Linked DNA regions of Homo sapiens: region 2 is linked to region 1. The links are chromatin contacts, found by Hi-C or POLR2A ChIA-PET in ENCODE. All regions are on one chromosome and are shown on one strand. The core of a region is the stretch at or near the end of the contact, and the rest is flanking DNA. Distances in the headings are between cores, read along the strand shown.

Region 1 (7,048 bases), core at 4,454-6,953:
ATATATATATATATATATATATATATATATATATATATATATATATATAATTGTCTTTTTGACACTTCCCTGATTGCATCAGTTTCCAAGAAATTGCTATACATAGTATAGCTGATAGCAGCAGAAACGGATTCTCTCACAGTTCTGGAGGCCAGAAGTTCAAAATCAAGGTGTGGGCAGAGCCAGGCTCTACTTGTCTCTTCTAGCTTTTGGTGTCTGCCACCAATCCTTGGCGTTCGTTGGCTTGTAGATACATCACTTCAATCATTGCCTTCATCTTCACATGACTTTGTCCTCTGCATGTCTGTGCCGAAATTTCCCTCTTCTTGTAAGGACATCAGTCATGTTTAGAGCCCATTCTAATCCAATATGACCTCATCTTCAAGTTGATTCCACCTGCAAGGACCCTGTTTCCCAATAAGGTCCCATGCACACATTCCAGGGGGACATGAATTTGGGGGAACATGATTCAACCTAGGACACTGTTTTTGTGCCGGTCCCTGGCCCCCAGTGCTCAAAATCTCTCTGGAACAAAGTACACCTGGGTTTTCCCTCACACTTTTCAGGATGTGGGGCCCAACTGAGCCCCACCTGGTTCTTCTCTGTTGATGTTTCAGATGGTCGTCACAGATCACGATATTTAACCCATGAGTTTAACAAACAATTTCTTAGGGCCGCAAGGCTGTTGGGATTTGAAGGGGAATAGAAGAAGCTGAAAGAGGGACACCCAGACAGTGAAAGTAAATGGTAGCATCCTCGCATATTTCTATTGGTCTTTGACAATTTTTGTTTACTAAACCCAGAATCATAGTTTAATACAAGATTAATAAGACATAATGAAAATGTAGGGAGCCATGAAGGATACCATGCCCTATGCTCCTGGCATAGCTGATTGCACACTGACCAGAGGATGTCCATACAATTCAACACCAGCCCTCCCCAGCACCTGGGGAGGACCTGTTACCTGGCTGGACCCTCAGGCTGGCTCCAGGCATGCAGCTCAGAGCACTGGATCTCTAGCCAGACCACCTGCGTTCGTCCTGGTTTCACCACGATGATAACCTTAGGCCAGTTATTTTATCTCTCTGTGCCTCCATTTCCACATTTGTAAAAGCTGAAAATATCCCACTTCACAGGCTTCTCAGGAGAAATAAACAAGTTAATAACATATGTAAATCCTTTAGAACAATGCCTGACAATATAGATATGTTATTATTAACATTATTATTATATGAATTTTTTATGTAGTTGAGAAGTCCACTATTTTGCTAGTTCCTCCTTCAATTCCCTTATCCTCCCACCACCACCACCAGAGGAAAACAGATAACAGTATATGGATCTGGCTTCTGTTTTTGTTTTTGCTTTTTTCTTCAGTTCTCCTCTTGTTACTTCCACCATAACTGGCCCTGGGGAAATTCTTCCTGTGTCGGGATGTCTTAAAGGACCGAGAACCTGGTACCTGTCAAGTGCTTCTTGAGAAGTTCCTAGGGAACGTACATCATAAACTCAAGTTAGCACCAAGCTATTATTAAATTGATAGCCACCTGTCTGAGCATGCTTTATTGGTAACTTTACCTCCGTGGGAAGGTGTAGCGCCCACACTGTACCCTCCTACCTTTCCCATTTTATATAACGGAGTCCGTGCTTTCTCAAGACTCAGGGGTGGGTCTGCTTCCAGCACTGAGGAAAAGTGAGAACTGAATAGGGAGTGGGGCTTTTGGTGTAGTTAAGAGGGAGGTAAAATAACTGTAATTTCATAGCAATTACATGCAGCCAACACTGTCAAAAGTTCCAGTTTTCCATTATAAACCTGAGCCCCTGCTGGGAGCAATTTGCAAGGTAGAAAAAAGCACACAATGAGGTTCTAATGTATGAAAGAAGGCATCGCTGCCTCCCCATCTGAATGCCATAGCAAAACAAACCTCAAGGGAGAAAACAGTGTGTTGAGCTTCGAGAACGCATTTGTTTTCTCCCTTTCTTTTGAAAAAAAAAAAAAAAAAACTCAGTAAGCCCCCATTCCTGGATATTGGTCGGATTGTTTACAGCTTTGTACGAGTCTTCAGTACCCTGGCCCACACAGGCCCTTCCTGTCAGTGGAATGCCCTGCCAGGCCACCTGCGGGGGCCATGGTTTCCAGGGCAGCCAACATCAGAGTCTGGAGCAAATGGGTTATTTCTTCCTCTAAGTATTATGTTGGGGGCCAATAAACCACCCTATGGAAATGAATTCTACAGAGACCAATTCCCCAACCTTTTTTGTTTGTTCATAGGTTTGCTTGAAATTAATTCTTTATGAAATTCAGGGATCTGCAGCCCACTCAGAAGTGCAGTAAAGATGGACTTGCTTTTCAGACCTAAAAAAGCCTACTGTTTTGAGGAAGGGAAATGAAATGACAGAAGCACAGAACACCCAATAATAATTCTGTTATTTTTACATATGTTCCTGTCTTATCCCCAAGCCCACCTACAGAAGGCCATAAGCTCCTTGGAGGAATTCAATTTTCAATCCCCTGGCTAATTTTCTCCAGTGTCTTGCACATAACTGATAGTCAATATGTATTTGTTGAGTAAAAGTGTAACAAATGAATGGATTATTGACAGTGAAGGCCAAGTACTAGCCAGAACTAAGTGGTGTATTGATTAAAGCCTTGAGCTTCCTGATTAGCCTCCATATAGGGAGATGGGATCAAAGTCTGAGATATTTATATTCATGACATCCAAGGACTGAGGGGTGGGGGAGGGTAAACTACAGAGGAACATATTTTGGCTAGGTAGCCGAAGGAAAGCATTTCTAATTGTTAGAGCAATCCTCAGAATGAACTGCTTTGAGAGATATTAATACAACTGACTGGTCAGTGGAGATATTCAAGCAGAAACTAGATGATTACTTGGGGGTGTAGATGTTGGCATTCCAATATCATTTGTGTCAGACTAAGTGATGTTGCAGGTCTATTTTTACCCCAAGGGTTCTATGATTTCATAAAGTTATGATTCTGCATAATCATCAAGTTCAATTCAGCAAGTATTTATTGAGCCCTTACATGCTGCCAGGCATTGCCCTGCGTGGACATTAAGGCAAAAACTAATAATATCAGGCTACCGCCCTTTGAAGTTGCTGGGACATGGTTTTAGTAAGGTCTCCTCAGACCTGCATTTGGGTGTTACAATCTTATGTTCCCCTTGCTAATTGCACCTGCCCACTCAGGACACTGGTTCTCTTCTTTCCAGGCTGGAATCGATGGAGAAAGCATCGGCAACTGTCCTTTCTCTCAGCGCCTCTTCATGATCCTCTGGCTGAAAGGAGTCGTGTTCAATGTCACCACTGTGGATCTGAAAAGGTAACGTACGTTGCATAAATGAGGAGTATGTTTAGCTGCATGAACAGAGAACCTTCCATGAAGGAGGGCAAAAGCCTTCCGTGGCTCCCAGCAGCCCCCTGCTCACACGTCATTGTCCAGAACTGTGTCTCAGGATCCAGTCTTAGCTACAAGAGAGTCTGCAAAGGCAAGTATTTCACTTGGTGCCCAGCACTTCACTGACCCGATTAGCAAGTTACGATTAGCAAAGAAGAAGCAAGGAATGGACAATGGCATTGCAACTAAGTTTCTGGTGCACATATGGGCACAGACATCTAAAAACATAGGATTAGTCATTTCAGTAGTACTAAGGCCATCATCCGTGGGACCCTAGCAGGACTTCAGGTGTGAGAGTCTGAGTCTTCAGAGAGTTGTGATCTAGACCCTTTCCCATGCTATGTTCCCAGCTTTAGAAGTCCTCAGTGTGACAGTTCTAGATTACAGGCTTGGACGAAAAGCAACTACTGTTCTGTTTTTAGAGTGCAGTTTAATGACTTACAAACACCAGGAGCCACACTCTTTTCACTCCTACAGAATGTATTCTGTTTCCTGTCTTCTACCTGTTGTTTAAATGTGGAACAGCTCGAGGCTCACCCCATAAGTGTTCATCTTCTGCCTCTACCTTCATCCCTGGTGAGCTTGGCATATTCTCCTTGTTATCTTTATGTGAATTGTTCTACACCCAGAGCCCTGCTATCATCTAGATAGTTTCACTTGGATGTTCTCTTATCATGTATGTCTAACATTGCATACATCAATTTGTATCCTTTTCCTCTGAGTTGAGCTCTTCTTGAACTCCTTTTTTCTTCTATTTTCTTTTCTTTCTTTTTTTTTTTTTTTTTTTGAGACAGAGTCTCACTCTGTTGCTCAGGCTGGAGTGCAGTGGTACGATCTTAGCTCACTGCAACCTCTGCCTCCTGGGTTTAAGCAATTCTCTGCCTCAGCCTCCCGAGTAGCTGGGATTACAGAAACATGCCACCATGACAGGCTAATTTTTGTATTTTTAGTAGAGACGGGGTTTCACCATCTTGGCCAGGCTGGTCTTGAACTCCTGACCTTGTGATCCACCCACCTCGACCTCCCAAAGTGCTGGGATTACAGACGTGAGCCACTGCTCCTGGTCTTTTTCTTCTATTTTCTAGGCACTAAACACTTCCTGCTCCTTTCTATTGCTGCCTTCATTGTTGATCAGTAGCCAAGTCTAGAGCATTCTCCTATTGCACTCTCTCTTCCTCCAAACTCTCTTTTTCATTCTCAAAGCCTACAACTGGTTCAAGTCTCACCACTGCCACCCTGAGAGTCTCATTGTTCTTCAAACTGGTCTTCATCTTTCCAGGTTCACACATTCTCTTTTTCTCTCTCTCTGACCCATCCTTTATGTGATTCTAAGGTTATTATTCCTAAAATAATGCTTTAATCAGGCCACTTTCATGCACAGGAAACCTTTGATGTTTCCCATTGTCCATGGACTTGATGCATCCGAAGCCCCGATTTGTCTTTTCCTTCATTCTTCCCAACACTCTTTCCCAACACTTCTCACCGTGACCTGTCTACTCTGTCAGGCTGGCCTGCCTTCTGCTGTTCTTCTTCCTTTGAGCCTCCATCCCTTGGCAGAACTGCATCCTCTGTCTAAAACAGGCCCTCTCTTCCTTCTTGTCCCTGGCCCCAGGCTCAGCTTCAGCCCATCCCCTCTGTAAGGCCTACTCATACCCATCCCACCACACTCATACAAGCACACCTGTCAACCCAACCTCCCTCCAGACTCACCCAGCACCTGTTGTCTATGTTGCCTTGTGTCGTGATTTAGTGTTTCATCAAGTTCTGAGGTCTGCACCCCTAATGCTTTACAACTGGTAAATGCTTTCTCATTAAAAAAAAATCACATAATGTATAATCCTGTGAAGGAGGTCTTACTTCTCCGTGTTATTTGAGAAATAACTGAGACAGATATATATGAGACTCGCCCAAGATGCCAACTAGAAATTAGAGGGGCTAAACGCCATCTGCTTGGTTCAAATACTATGCTCTTCATAATACCTCAGTTATGAAGTTTGTTTCATCTTTCAAATGAGACCTTCAATCCCTCAAGGACAGACTGGAATCGTGTTTTAAGTTTGTTTGTATCCTCCATAGAAACTAGTTTTTCACAGGTCCTCAAATACTATCTGTCAAATAAATGAACTTGCATCCACTATGCAATTAATGTCTGTGATAACTAAAGAGAGCAGCAGACTTATGAAAAAGCAGCTTCCTTCAGTGCAGAATTGGAGGTGTTTGGATTACCATGTGTGAGAGAGGACTTGTATGTTTGCTGGAGAAGAGAGTGGGAGAGGGAACCACCCCTGCCCGCGTGCTTCAGATGGTTTGGTTCCTCCTTCACATGATCACACCTGGTCCAGCCAACACCCCTTTGACGTAGACCAGGCATGTAGCACCACTCCATTTTTACAGATAAGGAAACTTTCTTACTGCCCCCTCTACCCATGAACACACACATTAATTTCTAAGAAAACTGATTTATTTTCCTGGCACTACACTTTAGTGACTGAATAATCTTGAACTTTTCAGAGCCTCAGTTTCCTCATCTGTACAATGGAGACAGTGTCTTCTTAATCAATAGGATTATTGTGAGAATTTATCGAGGCAGGCCATGTAAAACATTTGCAATTGGTCCTGTACCTGACTCATAGCAAGAACTCGTTGCATGTTGGTTATTCTTAGAATTATCACTGGGTTCATGGAGCTGGCAATCCAGTAAGGAAAAGAAGACCGATCCTCATTACATAATTCATAAATCATACCTGGCAATACGTCATCCAATGCTAATGATATAGTCTCAACTATAAATACTGAAGCAGGGTCAACAAAGACAGAGGGCTGCAACTCTAGCTAAGCGTCGGTGGCCATAGGCAGTACTTCCCAAGGGCGTCTGACTCCAGTGGCCACAATTCTCCAGAATCCCAGGAAAAAACCCACCACCACCACCATCACCACCACCACACATTCCTGTATCTGTAAGCCACAGAGAGGTGACTGAGAGCACACACGTTGCTGCCTTGTGTCAGCTCTAAAAAACAGGAGCAAATAAAGAATGTCCTTTCATTGTCTAAAATGAGGGACATGCACAAAGTAAATAAAGGGACTAAGTAAATTAGATTTTAAAAATACTTTCCGTCTCAGTTGTCTGAGTTCCAAGTGCCTCAGAATGCAGCTGGAGAGTGTGTGTGTTTGGGGAGGGACATGGGAGTAGCACAGTAATTGAAATTCTTCTCTTCCCCTCCCAAACTGATTACGCCAGGAATTTGTTTCATTACAGACTCCTCTACTCCCACTGTTTACTTTTTTTACAGTTTCTGCGTTTAATGTTTTCCACTCCCGACTCCCACAAGAAATGTGGCATTCTCAGAGAGAGCATTTGGGGTGAATCCCAGCACCGTCTTGGAAGTCGCCACCATTTTCCCTCCTCTTCCCTAAACATTTTTAGTGTAACCCTCCCCTTTCCCATTTTCCCCAATCTGCCAAACCTTCTTCCCCCTCATTTTGCTCCATTCTTGCTCTTGCATTCTGACCAGCTGGCGCAGACACAGAAGCACACTCCTGGATATTAACAGGACCTAGCCGTGTCAAACACAAGGCCACTTTCCTTTCCACTGCACTTGGCCTTCCTGCAGGTAGTCAGTGTGCTCCCCAGTG
Region 2 (6,885 bases), core at 140-2,639, 320 kb before region 1:
ACGTGTATTCTCTCACAGTATGTATGAATCAGGAATCCAGGCATGACTTAATTGGGTCTTTAGCTCAGGGACTCTCACAAGGATGTATCACAGAACTGGCTGTGGCTACAGTCTTATCTCAAGGTTTGACTGGGGAAGGAAGCACTTGTAAGCTCACTCAGTGGCTGTTAGCAGGATTCAGCTCCTCACAGGCTGTTGGATGAGGGCCTCGGTTCCTCTCTGGTTGTTGGCTGGTGGTCACCCCCTGTTCCTTGCCATGTGGGGTTCTCCAGAGGGCAACTCACACCACAGCAGCTTGCTTCATCAGAAGAGGCCATTGAGAGGAGCCAGAGAGAATAAAACGAGGAGTCACAGTTTTTTTGTGTGCATTCCTCTCAGAAGTGACAGCCCACCACTTTTGACAGATTGTATTATTTAAAGCAAATCCCTACATCCAGCCCATATTCAAAGGGAGGGGCTTGCATAAGGGCATGAATAGCAGGATGTGAGGATCACTGGGAACCATCTGAGAAGACAGCCAATCACACACAACGAGTAAATACACATCACTGGTTGACGAGAAGCTCAGTCTGACTCTGGGGCCCACCTTCTCCACGATGCCAGCTGCAACCTCGAAGAGCCGAGGGGAACCCTCCACAGGAATCAGCAATGAGAGGGTGGTCTGTGAGCATGGCACAAAGTGGGAGCATCGAATGGCCTAAAAGAATCATCCAGATGGTGCGGAGGCCCATTGCCCCTCAGCAAGGTCCCGGCACTCCTGCAGCCCTCAGAGTCAGCGCTTCTCTCCTCTGCCTGCAGCAGGCTCTACCTGCCCCAGAGTAAAGCCACTCTGGTGGGCTTAGTCCTGGGGCCCTATACTCACTTGACTCCTCCTGGCTTCTGTGTCCTGAAGCCTGTCAGCACTTCCCACCCACAAGCCCAAGCCCCCAGTCTTCCCATCCAGGGTGTAGTGAAGCTGTGATGAGCAGCCCAGATCCTCAAGCAGGCCCGCAGCAATCATTCGCTACCTCTAAATTATGGACAGCTGAATGTTCTCAGCTGAGTCCCTGCATGAGAATAGCCCTTAGCCTTGGAGAGCTGGCATCACCTCCCAGGGCCATGCTCCCTCCCCAGGGATAGCTCTCGACCTGTGACTGCTCCATGAGAGGAGAGGGGAACATAAGATCCTGAACTGGGGGTGCCTGTGAAGGGTACCCCTCCCCTCATTGCCACCTTGAATCTGCAGAGACCTTTGTTGGGACTGCATTGAGTTCAAGTCCTCCCTCTGCCCAATCCTGGGTCCCTCAGGTCTCCACAGGTGTTGATCCTGACAGCACTCCTAAATGAAGCTCCTGTACACAAAACCTCCACTCACAGGCCTCAGCCTACCATCCAAGAAAGGCCTGTATCTGCACAGCTGCAGCTGGCACTCCTCCAGCCGTCTTTACTTACTAGCTTCATTCTAATGTTGTGAATGCATGACCAAGGATCTCCACGCACTTGAGAAGAACCAACAGCAAGATACATAACTAGTGAGATAAACCAAGAGCACAGGTGACCTAGAGTATTCAGAGCTATGCAGAAAGTAGACAAGATCTTTTTTAAAAAAGAGATCTATTTAATATTCGCAGAAAGATTTAACAGGCTATGACAGCTGTAACACAAGAACACAGCTGCTGTGAAAAAGAGAGATATAACAAAATAAGCGTCCCTGTGCTGGCAAAATTTATTGGAAAATTTAGCAGAAGAGTTGAATGGACCTAACTGAAGAATAAGTTAATGATCTGAAAAATAATGTGAAAGGAATTCTGAGAATACAGAGTCAAAAGACAAAGAGATGGAAAATATGGAAGAAAAGAAAAACAGATAATAGATGCAAGAAATTCTATATCCAACTAGGAATGCTGAAGGAAGGTAGTAGAAGCAATGGAGAGGAAGAAATTATCTAAATATGAGTGTGAAGAAACTATGAACAAAGACACAATAAGAGCCCACTGAATGCTCTATAGGAATAGTCAGCAAATTTTTTTCTGTGAAGAACCAGATAGTAAGTAGTTTAAGTTTTGCAGGTAATATTTCTTGACTGTATTGCAGCACAAAAGCTTCAATATGTAACAAAAACACAATACGTGACTGTTTTCCTACAAAACCTTATTAAACATAAATAAGCATCAGGCCAGACTGGGCTTAGTTTGCTGACCCCTGCCTTCCAGAAATAATGGGGAAAAAAATCACACATCTAGTCACATTTTACTAAAAGTTCTGAACTCCAAAATTAGGGAAATTCTGTAAAGCTTCCAAAGACAAAACAAGGCCAGGATCTCACTTGTCTTCTATAACACAGTTGGCTAAAAAACAATGGAGTCATATTCTGGGGAAAATTGAAGTGATTCTTAACCTGGATTATGTTCTAAGTCAAACTATCAGTCTAGTGTGATACACACGTATTTGGCCAGTCAATGACTTGAAATGTTTATCACCTGTCACTATCATGGGAGGAGAGGGCCTACTCAAAGATGTTTTCTCACACAATGTAAAATGTTACTCCAAGAAAGAGGAAGATATGAGATACATGAAACAGCTGAAATAACCCCAGATTTAGATGAAGAGAAATCCAGTTATGACCATTATACAGCAGGTGAAAAACCCGATCCATTGAAAGTGAGACACCAACTCAGAGGGTTCTATGATGAATGACTTTATTAAAGAACACATTTGCTATAATAACACAAATGATAGAATTAGGAACCTGGAAGTTCAATTTTGTGGAGTTACCAATGAGATAATGGCTTATGTCTGCTCTCTTCAACACCAGTAGAAATGCATTTAGGAATTTTAGGAGGAAAAAAATGAGACAGACATGATTGTTTAATGAAGCGAGTAAAAATTTGTGCCGTTAATGAAGTGAATAAAATGGTGTTTTCTGAAACAGCAAATCCAAACTCCCACAGGTCAAGAAACTTAGAGTTGGAATTAAGAGAGTCACTAACTGTTCTTGTAAATTTATTTTTTGTTTATTGCATATATGACCATTACAGTTACTTCTCTATGTGGCTATTTTTTTTTCTACCACTGCTTTTGTTACTTTTATATAATATTTTATAAATTTGCCTTTTTCCATGATTTTATTCTTAAGTAGGCTCAGGTTGTTTTTAAATTAGAAAATAGAAGTCTTAAAATTTTATTTAGATATCGGTATTATAACATCTTCTGATTTTCTTAAGACAGATGACAGATTTTACATCTAGAAACATAAATTTATTTTTCTTGAGATTTGTATTTAAAGTATAGAAGACTCCTTCAGGAAATGAATATTTCTTGTTTTAAAGAAATCTTTTTCTGAAAGTCAGCAATTTCTCATATTTCTTACATTTCTTATTTTATTTTATTTTACACAAGGTCTCACTCTGTTCCCCAGGCTGGCATGATCATGGTTCATTTCAGCCTCAACTTCCCAGGCTCAAATGATCCTCCCACCTCAGGCTCCCAAGTAGTTGGGACCACCAGTGCATGCCACTATGCCCACCTCGTTTTCGTTTGTTTGTTTTGCAGAGATGGGGTCTTCCTATGTTGCTTAGGCTGGTCTCAAACTCCTGGGCTCAAGTGATCTTCTCACCTTGGCCTCCCAGAGTGCTGGGATTATAGGCGTGAACCACCATACCGACCCTCTTTAATTCTTTTTTTCTGATAAACTTAGGTAAAGTTACATGTAATGCTTTTCATTTAATAAAAATATTAACAGTGATTATCTTTAATGTATGGGTCACTTTGTCCTTATGTTTATGTATATTTTTCCAAGTGGTCTACCATGACCATGTTATTTTCTAAAAAGAACAACATTATTCCTTTCGAGTTACAATATCATTCAAAGCTAGAGCTTGGCAAATATATGAATTAGAGGCTTGACGTTACCATCACTTGCCCATAACTTTTAACTAATCACTCAACCTCTTTTAACCTTGGTTTTATGAAATTAAAAAATTGGGTTGAAATTTATATTTGATGATTTTGAAAAAACTTATCCTAGACCTGTTTTTTTGTTTGTTTGTTTGTTTTGAATTGTTCAAACCCTTTGCATCATTTACAAGGTCATACTATATCAGGGAGGATTCTTGATTTTAAATGTCGGTGGAATGTCTCTGGGTTTTGTGTGTGCCTACATTTATGTCCCAAGTTCTATGCAGGTCTGCCTCCGACTGGTGATGGGGCCTTGAGCATGTCATCCCCTGCTCTGTGCTTTGCATCTTTCAACTTTCAAGTCGAGGGGTTGGAATCAGTCGCCTCCAGTGTCCCTTCCAAGAATAAAGGGTAAAATGATGCTGGAGACAAAGCTTGATCACTGGGACCCTGTGGGAAAAGTAGTTACAATTGAGTGAGATCAGGGAATCTGCTGCTTATATCCATGACGCAAAGCCTGAGGATGGTCTCATTCTCATGGATGTACTGCTTCATCTTAAATGTACCAGGATTAGGCAACACAAAACAGCAGAAATAAATTCTTCCGGGGATACTCCTAGGCAGATTGGGGGTCACATTACCAATCAGCTCAGGTCAAAGCTTGTACTATTTGAATGTCTCTGCACATTCTCTTCTTCACTTGTTCATGAGAACTTCCAACAGTGTCCCACCTACCCAATGTGTTCCCTCTTTGTAGTGGGGAGAAAACTCAGTCAAAATAAAGAACGTGCAGATAACATGATAATAATCAAAGGAAAAACAATGTCGTGATTGTAAGAACAAACCAGTCTACAAGCGTTAATGCATTAATTAATGCAAAGAGCTGAAAACTATTAACACCCAAGAACAGTACTGGTAATTCTCAGTAGCACAATTGTATAAATCAGTTTATTCAGAGTCAGGAAGTGCTTAGGTCTTAAATGGTCCAACCCATGTCTTCTAAACTGGTACCTCTTAAACTTCAATGGGCTACTGATTATCTGGGGGGTCTTGCTGAGATAAAGATTCTAAATTAGTAGGTCTAGAGACTTGTGACCTGAGATAATGCATATTTAGGAAGCTTCTAGGAGATGCTGCCACCGCTGATCTGTTATCCATAAGTTGGACTATAAGGATGTAAAGCACTTAGAACAGTGTCTGCATTTAGGAAGAACTGGTGTTAGTGATGATTATTATTTCTACTAGCTGCAAGAATTCCAACTCTCCATATGCTCATGTGCTACAGGAGTACCAAGAGTTGTGCAGCAATAGCCATATTTTTAAGCTGAATAACTAGAATCATTTTGTAAACTCGTTTATGAAATTTTATGGAATAAAAATTTATTCCGTAACTTTTATTAGATCACAAATAAGCAGCCCTTGGTAGAAAGCACATTTATGGAATGAGCATAATTTGCTGCTGAGAACTGCAGAGAAGGCCTGCATATTTTGACAGGTTCCACTCATCAAGAGGACTGTCACGTCTCTCCAGTGAGCTGAGGACCATGGTTTCAGAATTACTAACTCAGAGGACCAACCAGTTGGTGACTACATAACCAGTGTGCCCAAGACAGTCCTGAAGTCACAGCATAATTAATAGCACCCCTCTCCTAGCTTGGACAACGCATTGTGTAGTCATCCTAATTATAGTGGACACTATCTATAAATTACTGGCTTTACCCAGCTTCCCTAGCTGTCCCTAAACTTTCATTTCTACCACATGGAGAAAAGGGAATTCTCAGTCAAATTTTCTTGCTTAGCTGACAATGGTTTTGGCACTGAACGATGCCTATATTCAACAATCCTGAAGTTTTGTTTGTAACACACACACATATACACACACCCATACCCACACACACGGAGGAAACCAAGTTTCATCAATACGATCCAATTTTCAGGTGCTTCTAATCTGAGCTGCTTATGTGAAGCTCTCTTCCTTTTGACAGAACCAGCTCCTCTTTCATTTCCAATCATTTCTCCAGGATTGCACAAGAATTCTTCATACTGCTGCTGGTCTATGAGATATGCATGAGAAAAACTAGATGAAGACAAAAGACGTGTCCATCCCACTGGGTGAGATGCACTGAAAGGGGTGAAGCCATATCGACCCAGCTTCCCTCTGCCATAGATAGTCCTCTGGGATGAAATCTGCATTCTGTCACTGACGAGCTGACCACCTTAGGCAGATCGTTTAATCTCTTTTAACTCGTTTCTTCATCTGCCTCATAAGTGTATTGTGAGAATGAGATAAATTAGCATATGTGCGGGGCCTAGTGTGGACTTGGCATATAGAAAGCATTTTAACCTAAGTCATATCTAATAAATTCCCACATGAAAATGTAACCACTGTGCAAAGTTGCATTCCCAAATTTTGGGCAGTGTTAGCCATAGCCGAAGAGTCGGTTTTGTTTCTAGTAAATCCACTTCAGCCATGATAGATGTAGACTGTCATGTTTCAATTTGGAAATGCTTTCCTTCAGGTCTCTTGTGTCCTGAATCTGTGATGGGTTGAAACAATCATTTTTGTTTCAAATCTTAAGGAATTTGAACATGAGAGATTTAATTTTATATAAGGTTTCATCATTAATATACATTCTTTTCTATGTCATTACATAAAGAACAGAGGAAAACAAATAGAAAAGGTGAGATGGAGAGGAGGAAAAGAGATTAGGAGTATAACAAGCTGCACACTTTCTAAATTTAATGATTGAATCATAAGAAGTTCCTTATATCTGCATCTTAAAAGAATGCAAATGCCATTTTAATTTCATGGGAAAAATAAGTTAAAGGATACCCTGCTGCTTTTGAAAAGCTTACTTTGATCACTTGCCAAATGGCAAAATGAATGGATTAAATTTTAAATCGCCTGTCTTCAAAGGACATGATATGGAACATATTTAGGATTTAGCCCTTTAATTTAACATTAAACTTACTAAAAATGTCCTCATCAATTATTGACAGCTCGATTTT

The links. A loop is a pair of places that touch in the nucleus more often than their neighbours do. ChIA-PET counts read pairs that join two places held with the same protein, here RNA polymerase II (POLR2A).
Region 2: a map with no recorded cell type shows a loop between it and region 1 (2.5-fold over the local background). The contact joins two enhancer-like sites. A Hi-C loop is called at or near these places in 1 of 37 single-sample maps with no recorded cell type. POLR2A ChIA-PET finds 5 or more read pairs at or near these places in 1 of 52 experiments (WTC11).

The regions. Positions count from the first base shown.
Region 1 is chr6:45,951,424-45,958,471 of GRCh38, reverse strand. CLIC5 (chloride intracellular channel 5) reads left to right here. Exons shown (of 6, transcript NM_016929.5): 2 at 3,228-3,337. Among named protein-coding and RNA genes, the nearest start is that of CLIC5, 61 kb to the left of the region's middle. Within about 2 kb of position 5,703, at least 4 of the 41 ENCODE cell types and tissues checked have a DNase peak (open chromatin) inside an H3K27ac peak, as active enhancers do.
Region 2 is chr6:46,264,160-46,271,044 of GRCh38, reverse strand. All of the region lies in intron 2 of RCAN2 (regulator of calcineurin 2), which reads left to right. LOC105375079 (a long non-coding RNA gene) reads right to left here. Exons shown (of 5, transcript XR_001743802.3): 5 at 3,605-4,326. Among named protein-coding and RNA genes, the nearest start is that of ENPP5, 97 kb to the right of the region's middle. Within about 2 kb of position 1,389, at least 2 of the 41 ENCODE cell types and tissues checked have a DNase peak (open chromatin) inside an H3K27ac peak, as active enhancers do.